Regions from separate parts of the Homo sapiens genome. Here region 1 is linked to region 2. A link is an interaction called in ENCODE POLR2A ChIA-PET data of the cell type or tissue named here. Cell type or tissue: MCF 10A. All regions are shown on one strand. Each heading gives the region's core, and the rest is flanking DNA. Links, peaks and the distances in the headings are about the cores only. Region 1 has its middle 14 kb from the start of ADAMTS14. Region 2 overlaps ADAMTS14 (ADAM metallopeptidase with thrombospondin type 1 motif 14).

Region 1 (7,198 bases), core at 4,060-6,559, 54 kb after region 2:
GATAATCAGGAGTTGGCAAGGGGAAGAGGAGGACAGAACGTCCCAGGAGGAGACAGCCACTTGCCTGGTGGAAGGAACAAAACAGGAGCCAGAGCGTGAGGGGCTGGTGGGGAGATGTGGGCAGGGATCCAATCTCACAAGCCTCCAAAGACCCTGTGCGGGAGTCTGGCCTATCCGGAGGGCTCTCAGTAGCCACTGGAGGATTCTATGAGGAGGAGCAGCTTTGGGACTTAAAAAGCTACAGATGTAAAACCTGCATTCAAATTTCTCACTCACATCGAGGTGTTACAGTCAACCATAGTCGTGTACTGGGGTAGAGACAACAGGGTAAACTGTTAAGATGCAGTGGGAGGGTGTTTATCATACTATGCTCTGCCTTCTTTAAATATTTCTCATATATATTAAATGCATGTCTTTATATTTTATATTTATATTTTAAATATGTAATTTCTATTTTAATATTTAATTTATATAGTTTATACTATAAAGCATTATATTATACAATGTATTATTTATGGTGTATTTAATATATCATATCATAGACTATTCTATATACAGCAGTCCCAACTTATCCATGGTTTTGCTTTCTGAGGTTTCAGTTACCCATGGTCAACCACAGTCCAATAATATTACATAGAAAATTTCAGAAATAAGCAATTCATGTTTTCAGTTGCATGCTGTTCAGCGTAGTGTGACAAAATCTCGCACTGTCCTAATCCATCCTGCCTGGGATATGAATGATCCCTTTGTCCAGCGTGCCCATGCTGTCTTCACTACCCACCCATTAGTCAGTCAGTAGCCATCTGAGTTATCAGATCAGCCAGGCAATCTTGCTTGTGTTCAAGTAACTCTTACTTTACATAGCAGTGGCCCCAAGACGCAAGAGTAGTGATACTGACAATGCAGCTGTGCCTAAGAGAAGCTGTATCATGCTTCTTTTAACTGAAAAGGTGAAAGTTTTCAACTTAATTAGGAAAGAAAAAAAAATTGTACAATGAGATTACGAAGATCTTCTGTGAAATTGTGAAGAAGGAAAAAGAAGTTCATGCTAGTTTTGCTGTCACACCTGAAACTGCAAAAGTGACAGCCACAGTACATAATAAATGCTTAGTTAAGATTGAAAAGGCGGCTGGGCGTGGTGGCTCACACCTGTAACCCCAGCACTTTGGGAGGCCAAGGTGGGCAGATCATGAGGTCAGGAGTTCGAGATCAGCCTGGCCAACATGGTGAAACCCCGTCTCTACTAAAAATATAAAAAATTAGTGGGGCATGGTGGCACACACATATACTCCCAGCTACTAGGGAGGTTGAGGCAGGAGAATCACTTGAACCCGGGAGGTGTAGGTTGCAGTGAGCCAAGATCATGCCACTGCACCCCAGCCTGGGAGATAGAGCAAGACTCTGTCTCAAAAAAAAAAAAAAAAAAAAGACAAAAAAAAAACCCCGAGGGCAGTGAAGGCATACAGGCATGCCTTGGGGATGTTGCGGGTTTGGTTCTGGACCACCACAATAAAGCAAATATTGCAATAAAGTGAGTCACACAATTTTTTTGGCTGCCCAGTGCACATAAAAGGTATATTTATGCTATTATGTGTACAATAGCATTATATCTAAAAAACAATGTACATGCCTTAATTTAAAAATACTTTATTGCTAAAAAATGCTAACAATCATCTGAGCCTTCAGCAAGTCATAATCTTTTTGCTGTGGAGGGTCTTGCCTCCATGTTGATGGCTGCTGACTGATCAGGGTGGTGGTTGCTGAAGGCTGGGGTGGCTGTGGCAATTTCTTGAAATAAAACAACCATGAAATTGGCCATATCGATTAACTCTTCCTTTCACAAAAGACATCTCTGTAGCACACAATGCTGTTTGATAGCATTTTACCCATAGTAGAACTTATTTTAGGATTGGAATCAATCCTCTTAAACCCTGCCACTGCTTTATCAACTAAGTTTATGGAATATTCTAAATCCTTTGTTGTAATTTCAACAATATTCACAGCATCTTCACCAGGAGTAGGTTTCATCTTAAGAAACCACTTTCTTTGCTCATCCATAAAGAAGCAACCCCTCAACCATTCAAGTTTGATCATGAGATGGCAGCAATTCGGTCCCATCTTCAGGCTCTTCTTCCAATTCTAGTTCTCTTGCTTATTTCTACCACATCTGCAGTTACTTCCTCCACTGAAATGTTGAATCCCTCAGAGTCATTCATGAGGGTTGCAATCAACTTCTTACAAACTCCAGACTTCCAGACTTGAGCAAGATTATGACTTGCTGAAGGCTCAGATGATCATTAGCATTTTTTAGCAGTAAAGTATTTTTAAATTAAGGTCCATACATTGTTTTTTAGACATAATGCTATTGTACATGTAATAGCATAAATATAACTTTTATATGCACTGGGCAGCCAAAAAAAATCCTGTTAATGTTGACATTTTTATCTCCTTCCATGAGTCATGAATGTTCTTAATGACATCTCTAATGGTGAATCCTTCCCAGAAGGTTTTCAACTTACTTTGTCCAGGTCAGTCAGACGGATCACTATCTATGGCAGCTATCACTTTATGAAATGTATTTCTTAAGTAATAAGACTTGAAAGTCAAAATTACTTGATCCGTGGGTGCAGAACAGATGATGTGTTAATAGGTATGAAAACAACATTCATCTCCTTGTACATCTCCATCACAACTCTTGGTAACCAGGTGCATTGTTAGTGAACAGTAGTATTTTCAAATGAATCTTTTTTTCTCAGCAGTAGGTCTCAACAGTGGGCTTAAAACATTCAGTAAACTATGCTCTAAACAGATATGCTGTCATCCAAGCTTTGTTGTTCCACTTCTAGAGCACAGACAGAGTGGATTTATCATAATTCTTAAGGGCCCTAGGATTTTCAGAATGGCCATTGAGCATTGGCTTAAACTTAAAGTCACCAGCTACATTAGCCCCTAACAAGAGAGCCAGCCTGTCCTTTCAAGCTTTGAGGCCAGGCATTGACTTCTCCTCTCTAGCTATGGAAGTCCTAGATGGCATCTTTTTCCCATATAAGGCTGCTTTGTCTCCAGTGAAAATCTGTTGTTCAGTGTAGCCACCTTCATTGATGGTCTTAGCTAGATCTTCTGGATAACTTGCTGCAGCTTCTACATCAGCACTTGCTGCTTATACTTTTACATCAAAGAGATAGCTTATTTCCTTAAACCTCAGAAACTGACCTCTGCTAGCTTCCAACTTTTTTTTCTTTTTCTTTTTCTTGTGTGTGTGTGTGTGTGTCAGGGTCTCACTCTGTCACTCAGGTTGGAGTGGAGTGGTGTAATCATGGCTCACTGCAACCTCCACCTCCCGGTCTCAAGAGATTCTCCCACCTCAGCCTCCCAAGTAACAGAGACCACAGGCATGCACCACCACACCCAGTTAATTTTTTTTTTTTTTTTTTTTGTAGCAACAGGTTTTCTCCATGTTGCCCAGGCTGATCTCAAAACTCCTGGACTTAAGTGATCCACCTGCCTCGGCCTCCCAAAGTTCTAGGATTACAGGTGTGAGCCACCATACCCAGCCCCAACTTCTTTTCTGTAGCTTCCTCACCTCTCTCTGCCTTTATAGAACTGGAGAGAGTTAGGGTCATGCTCTGGATTAGGCTTTGCCTTAAGGGAATGTTATGGTTAGTTTGATCTTCTATTCAGACTACTCAAACTTTCTCCATATCAGCAATAAAGCTGCTTCACTTTCTTATCATTCCTGTGTTCACTGAAGTAGCACTTTTAATTTCCTTCAAGAACTTTTCCTTTGCATTTGTAACTGTTTGGTACAAGAGGCCTCATTTTCAGCCTTTTTCTGCTTTCCATATGCCTTCCTCACTAAGCTTCATCATGTCCAGCTTCTTATTTGAAGCAAGATATGCCACCCTTCCTTTCACTTGAACGCTTAAGGCAGCATTGTAGGGTTATTACTTGGCCTAATTCCAATATTGTTGTGTCTTGGAGAATAGGGAGGCCAAAAGAGAGGGAGAGATGAAGGAATGGCCAGTTGGTGGAGCAGTCAGAACACACACAACATTTATTGATTAAATTTGCTGTCTTAGGGGCACGGTTTGTGGCACCCCAAAATAATTACAATAGTAACATCAAAGATCAATAATTACAGATTACCATAACAGATATAATAATAATGAAAAAGTCTGAAATATTGCCAGAATTACCAAAATGTGACACAGAGACATGAAGTGAGCACATGCTGTTGGAAAAATGGCACCAATAGACTTGCTCAAAGCAGGATTGCCACAAACCTTTACTTTGTTTTTTAAAAATGGAGTATCTGCCAAGCATAATAAAGCAAAGCATAATAAAATAGATATGATTGTATACTATTGGCATTTCTGCCTTTTTCTTAGTCCCATAAACTGAAAGCCCGGAATGACCGAGAAGGCCTTATTCGCTGCACCCACTGAAAGGGCAGCCAGGTCGGAGGTGAAGTGACATTTGCTTATTTTCAGGATGACTTGCTCCCTTTCAAACTGGGAGACACAGAGGTACTCATGCTCTGCCTGAGAAATTATTGCCTTCCAAGCCCAGCTGCTCAGAGCCTTCACAAGCCCAGCTTCAAGTCATCCTAAGTTGGAAGTTGTCATCCATGTGTTCCTTTAGAACAGGGAGTTGCCTTTACTTCCCGCCCCCACCCCCCGACCACATCTGGCCATGGAGGAGGGCACAGACCCTTACTGAGCACCCACTATATATCTGGACCCATGGAAAGCACAGCCAGCCCCTCTAATTCTGCTCTCCATTTGCAAACTTTGAACTAAATTCAGATGACTTAAATGTATACCTGCTTGTGATCCATCAAGTGGTAAAGATGGTATTGTGTATGATGTGTAGCATTTCCCCAGCAGAAGAAAATACCAGCTGTGGCTGGGAGGTAGGAGGCCAGGTTCCCATCAAAACTCTGTGGTTAACTGGCTGAGTAGCTCTAGGCAGTGCCTTCCGCTCTCTGCATCCCAGCCTCATCTGAACTATGAGTGGGTGGATGAGATCACTTCTGCAAAGCCTCTGAGCCCTGCTGGTCCATGACTCAGCCCCCAGGCCTTTGCACAGGCTGTTTCCTCAGCCTAGGATGCCTTTTCCCCATGCATCCGCCTGGCAAGCTGAGTCTTCCTTTGAATCCTTTTTCAGTAGCCACTTCCTCCGTGAAGCACTCCCAGACACAGAACCATCCTGCTCTCCCACCAGAACATCATTCAGTACTCTCTCTTCTGTTCCACATCTGTACCTTGGACATAAGTCAACTGTGCTGAAAGGCACAGTAGGCTTCCTGTGCTGAAATTATTCACAGGCTTAATAACTGCAAAATAAAACCTTCAATTCAGCTTTACCTACTGTCTAGCATAGAGCCTGGGACAAAGTAGAGGCCCTATAAAGCCTTCATGAATCAACGAACACATGCATGAACTCTTTATGATTTCTTAACCCTATTCCAGTGTTAGGAGATTGCCATTATGGTCAAGAGAAAGACACACGCTTCTTGCTGAAGCATTTCTTATATGTTTCTCAAGGGCAGGTGCCATTCCTCACTCATCTTTTGTCTCACCAGGGATAGGCACTGAGTAGGTGCTCAGTAAATATGTGTCACATTGAACAATGTTGACATATGACCCCAGCCCCAGCCCTCCACACTGGGAGAGCAGTCTCTCCAGGGGGCTAAATAATTTCTCTAAGAATTTGAACTCATCATCACAAAGGGTGTGTAAATTAGGGATTAGATTTGGAAAGAAAATATCTACATTGGCACTAGTGCAGGGACCTGCAGGCCAAGCTATGGGTGACATGGTGGCATTTGCAAAGAAAACCCCACCAGCTCCAATAGTGTGCTCAGGAGTGTTACGGTGGGTAGCTAGTGAGACATGAACAGGGCAGAAGAGGGCCCCTACACCCCACCAGGAAAATCAGGCGATCATTAGGTGATGGTTAGGCAGTTGTCACACTGCCTCTCTAAAATAGTAATAGGTCTCAACCAGCACCAGGAAAAGGCATTCTGCCTGTAGATAGAAAACACCTAAAACTGGTGATCATCAGTTTCCTATAAGATCTCAGGAGCTGGGCGAGTGGGCTCAAGCACGTGCATTAAGACACGAAATGGCGGAGTTGACCTTCCAGGAGCATTCCACCAGTAAAAGGGAAGAACTCCTCGGGTGAGCATGTGTACAACTCCAGTAAACACACTGCACATGCTACCCCCCAAAGGGCTAGCAGGCCACCGTGCACGCGGGCAGCTCACCCCAAGGGAAGAATCAAGCGAGAAGGCCGGGCATGGTGGCTCATGCCTGTAATCCTAGTACTTTGGGAGGCCGAAGTGGGCAAATCACCTGAGGTCGGGAGTTCAAGACCAGCCTGACCAACATGGAGAAACTCTATCTCTACTAAAAATACAAAATTAGCCAGGCATGGAGCACGCCTGTAATCTCAGCTACTCAGGAGGCTGAGGCAGGAGAATCACTTGAACCTGGGAGGTGGAGGTTGTGGTGAGCTGAGATTGCACCATTGCACTCCAGCCTGGGCAACAAGAGCAAAACTCTATCTAAAAAAAAAAAAAAAAAAAGAATCAAGTGAGAAGGGACGCAAGACCCCAGAAGCATGCCAACGTATAAAACCCCAAGTCAAAAGGTCAAGTCCTGCACTTGTTCTTCAAGTTACCTGCTTGGGCCTCTTCGAAGTGTATTTTCCTTGCTTTCATTCCTGCTCTAAAGCTTTGGGGGTTTTGTTGTTGTTGTTGTTGTTGTTGTTGTTGTTGTTGTTGTTAGAAAGAGTCTCGCTCTGAAGCCCAGGCTGGAGTGCAGAGGCACGATCTCACCCCACTGCAGAGTTTCAAGTGATTCTCCTGCCTCAGCCTCCTGAGTAGCTGGGATTACAGGCGCCCGCCACCACGCCCAGCTAATTTTTGTATTTTTAGTAGAGATGGGGTTTCACCATGTTGGCCAGGCTGGTCTCGAACTCCTGACCTCAAGTGATCCGCCTGCCTCGGCCTCCCAAAGTGCTGGGATTACAGGCATGAGCCACCACGCCCAGCCTCTAAAGCTTTTTAATAAACTTTCACTCCTGCTTCAAAACTTGCCTTGGTCTCTCCTTCTGACTTATGCCCCTCAGTCAAATTCTTTCTTCTGAGGAGGCAAGAACTGAGGTTGCTGCACACCTGTATGGATGTGCCACC
Region 2 (17,280 bases), core at 5,701-8,200:
GGCCTCTCTGTCTCTCTTCTCACCCTCCCTGTGCTCCAGTTCCAGGCCCTAGGAGGTTCCCCAATATCCCCATGTCCAAAGAGGTCCTCGCCCCAGAGAACTGGTCCATCACCCCTGGGCCAGGAGAGGACCCTGGGAACCTGCAGATCCACCTTGGATGCCACCACGGGGAGCTGTTCTCATGCCTCTTCTTTACGCCACAGTCCATACTGCTGCCTTGCCAGCCATCCCGCCACACCTAGATGCCAGGGAGGTCTCTGCAGGCTTCTGTCACCTGTTGCCACACACTTGGGTCTCCTTCCTCAACCCTACCCCCACAACCTTGCTGTGCTGTCTGCCGCCCTGGCCCACATGCCCTCCCCTCTCCAAATTGCCCTCTCCCCCAGGGCAGGCTCAGCAATGAGCCCCTGTAGACAGCCCTCCTCTCTCCACAACCCCACAGGGACAGCACCCCCTCTAAGCTCCTTGGTACTGGTACCATTCTCAGTGGTTCCCTGATTATTCCATAGGACTAAGGCTTGTTTTTGCAGCCAGACCAAAACTTCCACGATGGGAGTCTGTCTGTGATACAAGGCACACAACACGTACTCACTAAATGCTGAAAACAACTACCCCTTTATGCTTCAAAGTGCTCAAATGGTTCTCTAGTCCTGAGATTTGAAGAAGTCTTAAGGAAGATGACCCAGTATAGATGTGCAAACAGGCACAGAAAAAGACAGCGCCCAGCAGCGTGTGCGACAAGGCTGAGCGGGGAGCCCGGTCGCATCATCTGAAGCTGCAGGAATATCCATAGCACCTCCCCAGGTCAATGCAAAAGACATATAGGAGGCAGGGCCACCCAGACTGTCCCTCCAGCTGCCCCTGACAGCAGTGCCCAGGGCCTTGTCAGATAACTTTGGGTGCTTCACTAATGGCTTCTGCCCCCTCCTCCCTGGGTTGAGAGCACAATGGGACCATCCATCCCAGGAACCAGATCTCCTCCCTCTGGTCCCGCCAGCCCAGACCTGGCCCCGGAAATCAGGATCAGAAATGGTCACAGCAGACAGGTGTTCCAAGGGGAATGCAAAGGCAAGCTGTTATTACTGGCCCCATGGAAATCCCCTAAGGCAATTCGAGCGTCAAGCATCCCAGCCAAATAAAAGCTTCCACACAATGGACAGGATGAGCTGCTGGTCCCCAGGGAGGCAGACTGTCGGTCCCCATCTGCTCTCCTTCCCTTGCTGGGAAGTTTGACTGTCCGTCCTCTGCACCTGTTCGGGGGAAGCCAGAACCCCACACCGCCCATGTACCCGCGATGGCAGCAGCAGGTCTGCAAGGTCATGGCTCCTTTAAGCCGCAGTCCATCTCAATGCTGTGAGCCTCTCTCCCCAAGAGGAACTGGGCTTCCCTCAGGGGAAGCTCTGCCTCAGCTGTGCCCCTCACCCATCGCAGGCCCTTTCTGTTCCCACATTCACAGGGCAACCCAGCAGTGAGCAGAAGACCTAGCCTCTAGCGGCCTTCCAGAACCTCTGGGAAGATCATTACTCTCCTCTCTCCTCACCCACTTTCTGGCAGATTGTGGGGAGAAGGAAGGTAGGACCAAGACTATCCAAACAGCAGTCACCAAGGCAGGCCCTCGGGGCCCAGTCTTCAGTGGAAACTGACAATGTTCCCCGGCCACAGCTTTGAGTCATGCATGAGTCAGAGGTCAAGGGTCAAAAGTCAGAATGTGTTAATTTGGCCAAGAAGGTTAGAATGGGTTACTGAGCCTGCCTTCCTCCAACAGTAAAGTCCTAGGGACGTCAGGGGAACACCAGAGAAGGATAAGTGGGCAGCTGGCCTCCACATCATGAACATCAAGGGCTCAGAGAGAACTTCCCACCCACTCCTGCCACCATCCACGTGGTCTCTTATAACTCCAGATTGGAGGGCTTCCTACCCCCTTCTGAATGCATCACGTTTCAGGCCAGGCCAGCCCTGGAATGCCAAGTTTCAAAAGTACACTTTGCCCAATAGAAAGAAACATCTCACTTATAGCCCATCAAAAGACCTCTTCTGGTTTCCAAGGGAAGCTCCCAAATTCTGCTTGGGGAACAAGCTCCCATCTACTCTCCCCACTACCTTCCAAACTTCGCTGCCTTCAGCTCTCCACCTCAGCAGTGGGTTTCATTGTTTTTCCCATAGCCCCAAAGAGTATCCCCTCCACCCTCACCCCCATCATTTGAGCTGACCCTCTTAGAGCCCTTATCAGGGGCTCAGACCAGGCCACTCAGTGGGTCTGGAAGGGGCCTCGCTGAGGGCACACAGTGCCCAGAAACCATGCATGTGGAGCCCCTCACCAAGCAGAGACTGTAGGAGCTGGCACAGGTCATGGCCCCTCCAGGACATACATGCATACAAGCACTCCCTCTCCTGGGGTCCTGTTCCCAGCCTGTGTGAGGGCCCATTTGGAACCCCAGCATTAGGATACAGATCAGTGTAAGCTGAAGACATCTGAAAGCCAACAGATGCAGAAAGAAGCCTTCTCAGCTTTCCTTAAAAGCAGCAGCATCTGGGAAAAGAGGTTGTCAGAAATCCCCTTAAGGGAATTTCACGGTCATAAAGACAGAAATACCACTTGACCCTGCTTAAGTAAGCATTATCACAAACTTCATCTCCCGTTAGTTCTCCTAAAAACCCACTTGTCTTTCCTAAAGAAACCTTTCTCCCTTCCCCTTTCTCTCCCTATTAAGCTAAGAATATAAGCCCCCAGGTTTTGTTTCTTTTTTTTTTTTTTTTTTTTTTTTTTGAGACTGCAGTCTCCCTCTGTGGCCCAGGCTGGAGTGCAATGGCCCGATCTCGGCTCACTGCAACCTCCGCCTCCCAGGTTCAAGCAATTCTCCTGCCTCAGCCTCCCGAGCAGCTGGAACTACAGGCGCACCACCACACCCAGCTAATTTTTGTATTTTTAGTAAAGACGGGGTTTCGCCATATTGGTCAGGCTGGTCTCAAACTCCTGACCTTAGGTGATACACCTGCCTCAGCCTCCCAAAGTACTGGATTACATGCGTGAGCCACTGTACCTGGCCAAACCCCCAGTTTTCACCACCCCTTTGAGGTACTCATCATGGAGCACCCCTATATACAAGGAACTGGCAAATCAACTCTTTTCTCCTGCCAGTCCATCTCTTTCAGTTTAACTCACAAGCCCTCCAGTACTGAACATAAGAGGGTGGAGAAAAGTTTTTCTACCATAACAGCTGGGTCACCAGCCACGGACAGCACCAGCTGGCACCAGGCCTGGGGAAGAGGGTGAGCTCTGGAGTGGACACAGTGGTGCTCAGATCCCAGCCCCACGGCCTACCAGAGGGCAGACTAGCAAGTTACAGCCTGTCTCTGCACGCCAGTTTCTATGTAAGGACATTGAGGCTACTCAGACCTCTCACAGGGTTATGGGGAGACTTAAATAAATGAGGTCGAGTCTACAAAGAGTCTGGCTCCCAGTGGTTGCTCAAAAACAATACTAATAATTTCTACAATGATATTCTTTTTTTTTAATTCTAGAGACAGGGTCTTATTCTGTTGGCCAGGGTGGAGTGCAGCGGCACAATCATAGCTCACTGCAGCCTTGAACTCCTGGGCTCCAGCGATCCTCCCACCTCAACCTCCTGAGTAGCTGGGACTACAGGTGTGCACCACCTTGCTTGGCTAATTTTTTAAATTTTTTTGTAGAAATGGGGACTTGCTATGCCCAGGCTTGTCTTGAACTCCTGGCCTCAAGCAATCCTCCTGTCTTGGACTCCCAAAGTGCTAGGATTATAGGTGTGAGTCACGGCACCCAGCTTGCAATTATATCTTGTGCAGTGGTCTGCAGACACACAGCAGTATAAGCTCAGAGGGCAGGGACTGTGTTTTCTCTTCCTTTTGTGTCCCCCACTGTGGAAGCCATTCTTCCTGTCCGCATGCTTTGCTGCTTGCCTTCTGGGCACAGGTCCTGCTCCAACTCACCCCCATACACAGCGGCAAGCTGTGACCCAGCAGACCCAAACCAACCTTCTAGTCACAGCAATTAATACAGGGATAGCCTCATGTCCCACCCTAGCCAGTCTTCCCTAGGAGGGCAAGAAAGAGACCTTTGGCATTTGGGTCCTAAGTGTGAGGACCTGGGTTGTTCCTGTTTCCCATCATGGGAGAAAGCCCATCTGCTGCTGGGTTCCACTGACAAGCACAGGCCAGCAGAGTAGGGGACGGTGCCCTAATGGGCCTGAAGCCCTCATCCTGTGGCCCCTGGGGCTCCTGCCCCACTGGCTCTGTGGGCATGTCAGCAGCTCCCTGCCAATACACCCCTCTTTGGCTTCAGCTAGTGTGAGCTGGATCTGTCACCTGCAACCACAAGAACCCTGACCCCCACCCCACCCCACCCAATACCTCATCCCACAGAGGGCCCACAGAGGTAGCACAGCACCCAGCTCTGAACAAATGAATGGATGTTAGCCAAGGCTGGCAGTGAAGCCAGCTGGGGAGCAGGGCTCCAGCAAGCCTGATCCACCCTCCAGAACCTGCCGACACCTCAGTCCAACCAAGAGTTAAGAAGCCAAGCAACAGAATTCATGGAGGTCCCCCAGGGTACCTCTGAAAGAGTTTCTCTGAAAGATGAGAGAAAGAATGGAGCAGATCACCCAAGACAACTTTGTGGTCCCCCTCAGAAAACTCACCCCCGCCACTGCCCTGGGCACTCTCACTCTCCTAACCCCAGCCAGAATCCTGGAAGTGAGGAGCAGGTGGCAGAACAGAGTTGCAGAAGAGACAGAATCCCACCACACTGCTGTGTAGGGCTGTAACCCAGTCCAATCCAGGGCTGTAGCCTGGGAGATGCTGCCACTCCGCTAGTTCCGGGAATGAGGGCAGAGATTTTTAAGGAGGACAAGTCATCAGACTCCTCACACCTGGTCAGGCCTCAAACCAGAGAATAAAAACTTGTGCTTCAATGGAAGACAGGCACTGCCACCGCGTGTCTTTCCCCCTTATCGGAATCGGATGCAGAGAAAGTGCCCTTACAGCAGAGAGCACCATGGGTCACTAAGAGCAACGCAAAATTCCTGTCTGCACGCAGGCAGGTTCCATCTTCTCTGGCAGAGGCTAAACAGCCTTCCCTCCCACCCTACACAACATCAATTTTGTCTCCTTTTGCACATTCATTATAAAATTCCTAATCTATAATGTTTCTGTCCTTGGGTTCTCTTTTGAACGAGTTATAACATCTGCCTGGTTCCCTCATTAATGTGGAGTCAAATCTTTAACATATGTTCATTTTTATTTCTCTATGAGAGTCATGAGTTTACCTTTTCCTGAAAATTATCTTTTAACAAAGTGAAGGATTCTGGGGCTGCAATAGGGCTTGGCTTACAGTCCTGGGGTCTTCAGCCCCAGTTTTGGGCCGTGGGACCCAGGTTCCTACCACTCTTGGGCATCCTGAGGTCTCCCCTACCCCTTTCCCCTTTCCTGCCCTTCCTCTTGTCCCCCACCTGCTGGCTCCAGGGGCCAAACCTGGCTCTCAGCGTGGCCTCCTACTAATGGGATCGGTCCCCAGCTACGGCCTCAGGCTGGGCCTGTGATTTGCAGAGTCTGGGTGGGCGGTCAAGTGTTCCAGCATGGTGGGTGTGTTCAGATTCATAGGCGTCCTCTCCCTCCCCTCCCTCTCTCTTTCTCAAACAACTCCATGTGGTAGCCTTTGCCCTTTGTGTCCAAAACCACATGCTAGGCTCCTGGGATGGAAGAAGTGTCCACACACAGGGGCGGCCAGGGACAGACTTTCTAGCCCCCCACCCGCTCCCTGGGCTCCTGTCATTGGAGCTGATCTCTGCTCCTGCTCTTTTATTGATATTGACACTGCAGACAGAACTCTGCTGCTCTCTCCTGCTGCCATCTCAATGGGTGCCGGCCACCCGCTTCTCTCGTGGATACCATTCGCCTCCACGTTTACCAATCACCTCTCAGGTCTCAGACCCTGTGCTGTGTGTGCTGTTGGGGTTCCTAAAAAGAAAAAGCCCCTCCCCTCAGGGAACTCACTTTCCCAAACTCAGGCGAGGAACAACTTATACACGCAAAAACAAACAATGTAACAATACTAATGACAGAAAACATTACTTGAGTACCCACTATGTGCCAGGCATGTGCTAGATACCCTGGATACTAAATCTTCACAAACCCAAGAGCAGACACTATCATGAAAAAGCAGAGGCTCTAAGGGGCTAAACTGTAGCAGACACAAACTGGGGTGACTGGCCAGCTCAGAACAATTTCTCCAGCGGCCATGGCTGTGTCTAACTGCTCTCCAGCCTTGGAGCACTGATGCTCTCCCTCTCTAACGTGTAGTGATCATCCCAAAGAGTGGCACGTGACCCAGGTTAGGCCAATCAGAGTCCTGCTTCGGGAGATTTTGCCTGGGAACCAGAGGGGAAACTCCTTTTGTCTCCAGCCATGGATGGGGATAGGAGTCAGCGTTGTGTTGTCAGTGGCCAGAATGTCTGGTAGAGAAGTCGGTCAGAGAGAATCAGCATGTCACAGACAGAGAAGCGAACCTGAAAACTTCCTCTAGTTCCAATTACTCTTATAACTGGCTCCAACCTGTCCCTCCCCCAATTTGACCCACGAAAGAAATTACCGCTTTTGTCTTCATCTAGATTGAGTTGGGTTTTCATCATTTGCATCCTATGGATCCCTGAGCAACACAGGTCCCCTGCCCAAGGTCCCAGAGACATTAAGGGGCTGTCCCCCTAGTGACCACCTCGTCAAAGGTGCAGCCAGATTATGGACCCAGGCAGCGCCCTACCAATGTTTCCAAGGGGACTGACATGACGTGGGGTTGACATTTCTCCCCATCAACTGTCCCGTTCCCAGAAATGCATGACCAGTCACTTCACGAAGGTCACATTATTATCACCAACCACCACCCACTGACAGCGCATGCTCTGCATGGCCATGCTGTGCACCATGCGCTCATTTCATCCTCCCCAAAACCTCTGGTAGTAAGTACTGTTAATGCTGCTTTCAAAGTGCAGAAGAGACACACCAGAGGGTTCGTAACTCGCCCCCAAAGTCACAAAGACAGGAAGGGGCCGAGTCAGACTGTGTGCTCTTGGCCGATTCACTAATATTCCTCTTAGTGCCGTAGCACAATCAATTGCACATCTCTTACAGCCTCCCAGCACTGCCCATGTTAGACTGAGGATAAGGTGATTCTATCCCGGCCTTGGCATACTGCAGTCATCTTTCGGTCTGTATGATCATACAGCTAGCCAGCCTCTTTATCCTCTCCAGACAGGCCTAGGGGCAGAGGGCCCTAACATCAAGGCCAGTGAGGGCCCATGCAGGGGCTGGAAGCTTTGGCCTTCAAAAGAGGCCTCACTCAAATTCTTCAGGACCCACCACGTACATATCTTCTTTCTCAGCTCTGGTGTTCCAGATGAATGTTTATGATGAGCCATTAACCTGGTCACCTTGCAGAGGCTCAGAGGTGAAGGGCACCTGCCCTGTTGCCTCCTGTTGACGTGGCATTTTCCCTTGTGCACCACTGCCCACCTCCCCCAGGCCTGGACTGCACAGTGTCCCATGCTGAGCTGGGGTCTATCCCAATGGGTCACCTGCCTCCGGTACTACACTTCATAGGGGAGGGCTGAGGGTCCGGCCCCCATCCCCAGCATCTGGCCCCTGCCTGCACTATTTCTACCTTGGGTCTCACCTCACCCAGACAGGTCCCCATCCTTTCCCAGAACCACACAGCCACAGGCACCCTGACAAAGGCCATATGCTCTCACCCTCCTTTCCCTCCTGCTCTTCCTTGTCTCTGCCCCTTTAGCCCAGGGATGCTCACTTGGGGCCACCTGTGGCCTATAGTGTATTTTGTTTGGCATCCACAGTGGGTTTCTCTTTTAACATTTAAAAACTGGAAATGTAGGCTGGGCGCGGTGGCTCACGCCTGTAATCCCAGCACTTTGGGAGGCTGAGGCGGGCGGATCACGAGGTCAGGAGATCCAGACCATCCTGGCTAACACAGTGAAATCCCGTCTCTACTAAAAATACAAAAAATTAGCCGGGCATGGTGGCAGGTGCCTGTAGTCCCAGCTACTTGGGAGGCTGAGGCAGGAGAATGGCGTGAACCCGGGAGATGGAGCTTGCAGTGAGCCGAGATTGTGCCATTGCACTCCGACCTGAGTGACAGAGCCAGACTCCGTCTCAAAAAAAAAAAAAAAAAAAAAAACTGGAAATGTTCACTTAAATATCTGGATTAAAATTTTCCATAATGAAATTTTTTAAACACTTAAAAAAAAACTACATTTCTGACTTTTCTTGAAAAACTAGCTTTTCTGTGACGAGAGTCCTGTATCTCTGCAGGACAGCCACAGGCAGCAGCTAAGGGCACGGGCTCTCTGCTTCAATGCAGTCTTAGAATTTGCCCACATCCCTGATTTTCCTTGCCTGTCTGTGCACACCCAGGGCCAACGTCAGGGTCTCAGGACCCACTTCACATATTGACAGCTCCTCGGCCAGTCTCCCCAGCCTGGGGGTGGGCATTTTTTCCAGATGATGAGTCCCAGAAGAGTCCCTTCAACTCCAACACAAGCAAGGCTCCAGGCCACGCCTGACCCTGACTCTGAATGTGTCCAAGCCCAGAACCCACTGTCCACAGGCTCCAGCGCAGGAGGCCTGGTGGGTCACCTCAGCCCAGGTATGTACAGCTGGGATCAGGCCACAGCCTGGGACGCAAGTCAGGCCAATTCAGGCTCATTACACCATCGAACCTGGCTGCCAAGGGTGTGCCTTCTGGGCTAAGGAGCAAGCAATGACTTCCCCAAATCCACCTAAAAAATACCAGGCCCCAGAAACTTCCACTTGGATCAGCACTGGGGCCCAGTGGGGTGGGGTGGGGCCCACCCCACCCCACTCCCCCCAAGTCCTAGGACACATGGACACTCACGATATTCATGAGGGTGAGGACATAGTTCTGCACATGCTCCTTGCCATGGAAGCGAACCACCGAGTCGTCCACCACCAGCAGCACCTCGATGCTGTAGCTGCCTGGCTTGGCATGCCGCCGCTTCCGCTCTGTGTCGCCCAGCTGGTCCCCCACCAGGCCCAGCAGGTTGGGAAGGTCTCCCAGGCCAAAGGCTGGAACCAAGACAGGAAGAGAGTGAGGTCCAACCCACAGGAGGGGCTGTCACTGTGACATTGCCCACCACCCACCTCTGTCCCCATCACTGGTGCCCCTTTCCCTGCCTCTGTAAGTAAAGTAGTATGAGGGATTGCTCCATACTAGGTCAACTCATGGGCAAGAGCCATTTTCCTGCCATGAGGGCACTGCTAAATCTTTGAAGCAATGAGTAGCAAAGGGGTGAGAACTGGCCCAGAGCAGAAAGCCTGGGTTCCGGGAGCCACTCATCCTATCTCTGTGGGCGTCCCAGGCCCAATCCCTCGCTTCTCTGGCCTCCATTGTCTCTCTTATAACATGAAGATGAACCACCCTTTATCTCTAACCCACAAGGTTGCTGTAAAAATCAAAGTTGGCAATATCTCCATAAAGGAGAAAAGTCATGGGGCTACTGTGGCCTCCATAGGGCATCTGAGGAACTCCGGGATACTCCTGTGAGCACTGAGCCTCTCAAATCCCACCCAAGAACTGTCAGTGACCCCAGATTTCACCATCGCTGCTCTGCCCTTTTGGCTAAAAGCAAAATAGCATTTATTAACTTGTATTATATAATCCAAGAGTTACTAAACTTTTTCTGTAAAGGACCAGATAAATATTTTAGGCTCTGGGGGTCATTCATTCTCGGTCACAACCATTCGATTCTGCCACCGAAGCACAAAATCAGTCGCAGATGAGACTGTGAGTGAGTGTGTCTGTGTTCCAATCCAACTTCCTTTACAAGACAGCTGCCAGGCTATATCTGGCCCTGGGCCTTACCTTTACTGACCTCTAATCTAATCTAATGCAACCCAATCTAGTCTAATCTTTACAACAACTCTATCAGATTGTTGTCCCCATTACACAGGTGAACACATTGAAGTTCAAAGATGTTAAGTAGCTTCTCATGTGGGTCTGTCTGAATCAAAAGCCCATGCTTTGAAACATTACCATCTATGCCGCCACGTAGAAGGGTAACAACTTGAGCGCTGTCAGTCATCTATGCTATAGCCTGAATGAAGATAGAATACACTCTGCTGGGGCGGTGGAGTGAGGGTGCATGGAGACTCACGGGGAAAGCTAAGAAGGCAGGACAGGAGGCTGGGGTCTGTCAAGAAGGCTCCAGAGCCTTAACTCTTAATGACTTTCCCTCCATCTCACTCTGAAGCTTTGATACTCATACCATTAATTTCTAAGAACCTTCATTTATCCCCAGTTATTTGAGAACTCCCCAGATAGGAGGCTGGGACTGAGGATGTGAAGAGGCCACCACAATATCCCCAGCATGTATTAGGGGTGTGGCAGCAGGAGGGGCCCCATACTAGTCAATGGATGGACGGTGGGTAGGTGATAAAGGCCGGGCCTCTGCCCTTAAGCCCACTGCCTAGTAGAGGGGACAAATAAGAAATTGGATTGTAACAATACAGGAATATCAAAGACTACAGCAGGACTGATCAGAGAAGGCACCCCACTGGAGATCCAGACCTGTTGGGGAAGGCATCCAGAGGAGGGGTCACTGAAGCTGGGGCTGAACAGAGAGCAGGAGATAACCTGCTTCAGCACAGGGGGCAGAGGGCCCTGCCCCTGCACAATCCATTGTGATTGTTTATTTTACACATGGGAGCGAGTGAGTGCAGACCCCGTCCACACGTGGGTGATGCACATGGATGCATCCATGGGAACCTCTGCAGAGACCCGAGCCGCCTCTACGCTGCTACCCACACGGGTGCTCAGGTAATGGGGATCTGAGGACAGGTAACAGGGAACACACAGGGCTTGGTGTCACCATTTGTTTTTATCTCCTCTTTGCTGAGTGGTGCTATAGTGCAAAGGAACAAAGCCCTAGACTTAAGAGCTGGAAAAACGTGTGGCCACTGGCCTGGCAGGGAAAGCCCTCTGGGTGGACACACAGCCTGGTGAGCAGGGCTCAGGTGGGTTTCTCCCTCACTTACCCTTGAGGCTGGCACCGCTCTAAGCTCACACTGCAGGCAGCTTCTGGTGGCCCTGGTGTCTGAGCCAATGGCAAGCGCAGCAGCCCACAGCCAAACTCCTGGGAGAGAGGAGGGCAGCCCCCAGCAGGGGAGGGGAAGGCGCAAGGCTCTCTCCATGGAGCAGGGAGAAAAATAACAGTCACTCCCAACGCATGGGCTGTGCTCAGAAGTGTAAGCCCTGCGAGTGGAATGCCACACTTGACCCCTCAGAGCCCTCCCTGCCAGGCCTGTCACAGGAAGGCTGGAGAGGTTACCCCACTCGCCCTAGGTCACGCAGCAGCTTCATGACAACAGCCCGGAATGTAAACTCAGGCCTCCCCCAGCCATGACCACTGTCTATCGGGGCACAGCCATAATTCTCTCTCTGCAGACTTTCTGGGGAATTGGGGAGGACCAGCCAGCATCAGCCTTGGATGCTGTGGGGGGGCTCCAGCCACACCCTCTTCTGTGGGTCCCTCATCCTTCAGGATGACAGGAGCAGACAACCCTCAGGGCAGAGCAGGGCCCACCAGCCACTGGGAAGCTGCCATGAGCCATCCAAGAAGCCCCAAGCCAATGTAAAATGGTGCAGCTGCTTTGAAAATACAGTTGAAAGTTAAACCTAGAGGTGCCATGTGACCCAGTAATTCCACTGCTAAGTATGTACTCAAGAGAATTGAAAACGTATGTTCACATAAAATCTTGCACATGAATGTTCACAGCAGCATTTCATAGTAGCCAAAAGATAGAAACAACTCCAGTGTCCACCAGATGAATGAATAAATGTGGCATGCCCATACACTGGACTAGTGCTCCATCATAAAGAGAAGCATCAAGACAGGCGATCCCATGGATGAGCCTTGAAAACATGCTGAGTGAAAGAAGCCAGGCACCAAAGGCACATACCACATGATTTCATTCCATGAAACGTTCTGAATAGGCAAATCCTATTTAGAAAGATAGAAAGTAGATTAGTGGTTGCCAGGGGGCGTTGGACGGCAGGGAAACAGGAGTGACTACAACTAACGGATGGGAATCTTCTGGAATTAGATGGAGGTGATGGTTGCACAGCATTGTGAATATAGTTTTAAAAACCCACCAAATCATATGCCTCAAAATGGTTAAAATGGTGAATTTTATCTCAATTGCTTGTAAAGCAGCCGCCCTGAGCCCCAGCCCGGCTGGCGGCCCTGGCATGGGCAGCCCCACGGAGAGCCCGAGCTCGGGCTGCAGGAGCACATACCCCATTAGTGTCCTCAGGAGGGAACTGGGGGTGGGAACGGGGCTCCAGAGAGTAGGACCATGGATTAAATAGGAGAGGGAAGCGTTAGGAGCAGGAGAGCATCCAGGACGCAGCCTCAGGGGCCAAGGCAGGGCCGCGGGGTGAGGGCCAGCTTGAGCCTGGTGGCCCAGCACCGGGAATTCCTGCCCCTGGACTCTGAACGGTTCAATTTCTCACCAAAGCCTTGGGAAAGGATCACCTAACTCTTCTCTGGGGCTCATTCATGGATGTGTGTATATATGAGAGTATGTGTATATGAGCATGTGTGTGTATGAGTGTGTTTGAGAGTGTGCGAGTGTGTGAAGGGGTGTGTGAGTATGTAGGGGGTGTCAGTGTGTGGATGTGGGGTTGTGAGAGTGTATGAGTGTATAGAGGGGTCTGTATGTGTGTATGCAGGTGTGTGAGTGCGGGTGGGTATAAGCATGTGTTTGTCAGTGTTTGAGTGTGGGTGTACGGGTGTGTGCTTGTAAGCGTGTGTTTGCGTCAGTGTGTGAGCATGAGGGTATAGATGGTGTGTGTCTATGTGTGAGTGTGGGTGTATGGATGTGTGTAAGCATGTGTTTGCATCAGTATGTGAGCATGACTGTATGGGTGGTGTGTGTCTATGTGTGAGTGTGGGTGTAGGGGGTGTGTGTTTGTGAGCGTGTGTTTGTGTCAGTGTGTAAGCATGAATCTATGGGTGGTGTGTGTCTATGTGTGATCGTGGGTGTATGGGTGTGTGTTTGTGAGCGTGTGTTTGCATCAGTGTGTGAGCATGAGGGTATAGATGGTGTGTGTCTATGTGTGAGTGTGGGTGTATGGGTGTGTGTTTGTGAGCGTGTGTTTGTGTCAGTGTGTGAGCATGAGTGTATGGGTGGTATGTGTCCACGTGTGAGTGTGGGTGCATGGGTGTGTGCCAGTAAGGGTGAGTGCGGGTATATGGGTCTGTGTTTGTGAGTGTGGGTGTCAGTGTGTGGGAGAGTGCATGGGTAGATGTGAGTGTGTGGGCCCACACATGCCCTTTTCAGGAAGCAGCAGCTGAGGCCTTACTGAGTGCCGAGAGGAATTGTCCCCTCCACTCCAGGTTCACTGGTGCACCTCAGACTCCCTGACAGTGGAGCAGGGGGCTGGAATCCCCTCCACAGCCTCAGCCACAGCTGGAGATGTGAAGGTCCCCAGCCTGAGGAAGATTCCCCAAAAGCCTTTAGCCGGCTGCTAGGCAGGCTCTGAGCACCTGGCCAGGCCTCTGAGGCACCTCTCTGTGTGCTGAAAACTAGACCCAAAGAGCTGAGCTGAAGCCTCTGGCTTTAATCAAGCTGTGAAATGGAGACAGGCACGCCTAGAAATGCTTCTCCCCACACTGGGCTCAGCCCCACGACTGGCCTTCAACTAAAAGTACAAGTCACAGGTTTCCAAGAAAGTCTTCTCCTGCCCCTGGTCTTTCTAAGGAAGGCCCGTAGATGGACCAGGGCCTGGCCTCACTGGAGTTCCAGCCCCGGAGCCTGGTGTGGGGCAAGAGTCGCAGCCACATTTCTTTGGGTCTGAACTCCAGCTCCGTGTGCTCAGTGGTCTCAGCTTCCCAGCTGCCCACCATGGTGGCTGGTGATGCAGCTGGTTCCAGGCTCACAGCTCTGGAGCTGGACTTCCCCAACGTCTCTTCCTAAAAGAGGGGACCTTATGGTCTTTGGATTCAGAATCGTCCTTTAAAAAATGGAGCCCAGGGGAGACTCAGCCCTCTTCTCAACCCTGGTGGAGAGAAGGGTGCCCTGAAATCCACGCCAGTGCTCAGAGGCCCCGCCAGCCCTGCCCTCCCCACCTTAGGCCTGCAGAACCCTCTGGCTCTGGTGCCACAGCTTCTCTTATGAGTGATACTTGGAGAGCAACTGGAGCTTCAACGGATGCACTGTCTGTGAGGACAACTAGCTTCCAGGCATTTCTCACACCAGGCCCAGTCCCATAGGGAGCTGGCACAAGGATGCGGTCCAGTCATAACCAGATTTCACCCATGGCCTCCTCATCTCCTCTTGGCCAAAGGAGCTTTGTGACACTGTGAAGTTGACCAGCGGGCCTAGGACCAGCACTTGTCACATCCAGTTTCATTCGCCCAACCATAAGTCTTGAGTGCCTCTGGTGTGTAGCCTCCTGCACTGGTCGCCTGGGCGCAGGGACACCCCTTCCCTCAGGGGGTTCCCACCCTAACATGTCAGCAGTTACCCTTAATAATACTGTAAGGAGAGCTGCCATTTATCCAGCACCTACTACATGCCAAGCCCTATACTGGGATTTTCACAGATACCATCACCATTACATATAACATTTACAGGTAGACATGGATCATCTCTGCTTTACTGATGAGGAAAATGAGGGCTCAGAAATCTTAGGTAACTTGCTAGGGTCACACAGTAGACAGACTTGAAGGTAGGGTTGTAAAATGGTCTACGGGACACAAAGCTGACCATGACGCCCAGACACCAGGCAGCCTCCCTGCAGGTGCCCTAATAACTCCCTTCCTGTGGCTCCCAAGGGTTGAGTCAATTTTAGGGGGGAAGAACTCACTGCAGGCATTCTACCTTCTGCCTTGCCTCAGAAATAGCCTTGAGAAGCAATGGTGAGCTCCTCAGAGACCTCTGGAGTCCCAGGGACCACAGTTCAGGACACAAGTGACTCCTCTGGCCCCTAGCTCCAGCCAATTACAGCAGCTTCTAGAACGCAATGGGGTTTCTCTGCCAGTACAGCAGGTCTATGTGGCCCAGTCCCATTTTACAGATAAGAAGACTGAGGCCAGACATGGACAGCTTAAGGACAGAAGTGACCGGGAAACACTCCAGAGGTAGGGAGAGAAGCAGCACACAGGCCCCTACCTACAGCCTACCTTCATTGTGCAGGTCCCCGTCAGGTTCTGCCCACTCCTGCTGGACGGCCTCCCGGCGGTACACCACATGTGTCCTCCCGCTGGCCTCCTTCTCCTGCTGGCCCCGCTCCAGAGGCTCAATGAAGAAGTCGGTGCTGTCTGTGCGGATGAGGCCCGCCTGAACCAGGGACGGCAAGCAGCGGGAAAGAGAGAAATAAGAGGCATGAACACACAGTACAGCCGACAGGCGAGCATCTGTGAATGCACATATGTGACCCTACATGCTTGCAGGCTCTTCCTCCAGGACCTTGAGGAGCCCTGGGATTCCAGGATGTTCTATGAGGCCCTGGCAGGGGAGTGGGAGGAGGTGGTAGGAAAGCTGAGCAAAGGGGCCCACCCTCCTTTCAGCAAAGTAGATCCACTTTTACAGTGTTGTCTATCCATGGGGCTCTACATAAAATTTCATTACATCAGAGCTTCCATTGCTTATAAAAAGCAGAGGCACAAAAGCCACTGCCATAAGGCACATGCACATACACCAAGGCACTGCACTCCAGCCCGAAGCACATCACAGGGGTTTGCTTTACCTAGAGGCAGACAGGAAGATCCTAGGGGCAAAGGCTCATTATCCCTAAGGTGCGTGTTTGTCCCCCACTCCAATATGAAGCGCTGTTATTTCAGGTTGAAAGCACGTGGGTGTGCACATGGCAGGATGGGGGTTGGAGGCCGGGGAGGAGGGCAGCTAATGCTCATTCACGATAAATGAGCCAGGAATGCATGTTTTTAATCTAATGATTCCCTACATCAAATATTCCCTTTAAAAAAATCAGGTGTTGGCCTTGGAAATAAAAACAAAAAAATATGTTGGCAAAGTCCAGAAAATGTGTTATTATCCCCCAGTGAAGGCGGTCATCACAGGGGCCAATGAAACATACAACTAGATGTGGGTTCGTGTATGTGTGTCTGCATATGCACACGTGCACATACACACACACGCACACACACACCATGTCATCCTACAAAGTACCAAGAGCAGCCCACCTACCGTGGTGGATGGAAAATAGTAGGCATTATTTAGCAAATAAATATTTGTTGAATTCCTTCACTCGTTCGACAAATATCTATTGAGTGCCTACTACATACCAAGGACTGGGAGCGCAGCTGTGAACACGAAGCAGTGAATGAAGGAAGTGTTTTTATAAATTCACTAGACCTTCTCCATTTGAATTGGAACTCCAGTGACAACACAACTCCATTCCACCCATTTTCCCACCTCCTTCTGTTCTGAGGCTGCATCTTAGGAGCCCCCTCCAAGTCCGACTGAACACCCATCACTAAGCCTCCAGCAGCAGCCAACCTTTTCTTTGCCCCTTCTAGCTGTTTCTGTGGATCAAACAGAAAACATCATTTTGGAGCCAAACCAAGATGGTTGCCTTCTGTGCTTCATAAACAGGCCCAATCAGGAGGCCAAGAAATGTTCCCAGGGACAAATGGCATTATTGGAACAAATTTGAGGCTTCCCTGTCACCATTTTGTCAGGTAACACTCAACTGTCTGCAAAAGTTCTGGTGTGCTTGTTAAAATGTCAACGTCAAACCTTATACTGAGCATCCATGCATCCATGCAGAGCACTTTGACTTTATACCTACTGTGTGCCTCCTATGGGCAGGGACAAATGGAAAAAATAGGCCCAAGAGCCGAGGGCTGCCAACGTCCTGCCCGGTGCTATGACGAAGTGTGGACACGTGTCCCAAAGGAGGTGCCATCTGTGGGTCCTGAAGGATGACTATCCATCAGGTTCCTGGTTGCAAGGATTAGAAATTCAACTCAAACCCCCTGGCCTGAAGGGGAAGGTACTAGCCCCAGGACACACCTAGGCAGGGGCTAAGACTGGAAGTGAGAGGCCCAACACTCTTGCCACCACTCCCCTCAGCTCCTCCTACACCAGCTTCATCCTCCCTCCTCCCAGACAGGCTATATGTCCCCTGTCCTTGCAGACACATCTCCTCTCTGCCACCAGAGACAAGGAGATTCTCCCTTCACAGTCCCATCCAGG

Evidence for each region. Peaks named below come from ENCODE experiments on the same cell type or tissue, not always from the same donor. Only the 100,000 strongest peaks of a DNase experiment are listed, where the experiment ranks them.
Region 1: POLR2A ChIA-PET joins it to region 2 with 5 read pairs; 2 of 35 experiments call an interaction of 5 or more read pairs at or near these places.

Annotation. Positions count from the first base shown.
Region 1 is chr10:70,654,524-70,661,721 of GRCh38, reverse strand. No RefSeq gene overlaps it. Among named protein-coding and RNA genes, the nearest start is that of ADAMTS14, 14 kb to the left of the region's middle. RefSeq lists an enhancer at 775-844. In MCF 10A, for the core only: no CTCF peak of the experiment used is centred there; a DNase peak (open chromatin) is centred at 5,021.
Region 2 is chr10:70,700,434-70,717,713 of GRCh38, reverse strand. It overlaps ADAMTS14 (ADAM metallopeptidase with thrombospondin type 1 motif 14), which reads right to left. Exons shown (of 22, transcript NM_080722.4): 3 at 15,246-15,402; 4 at 8,936-9,126. Among named protein-coding and RNA genes, the nearest start is that of ADAMTS14, 37 kb to the right of the region's middle. RefSeq lists enhancers at 11,150-11,650, 14,860-15,359, 15,360-15,861. In MCF 10A, for the core only: no CTCF peak of the experiment used is centred there; no DNase peak of the experiment used is centred there.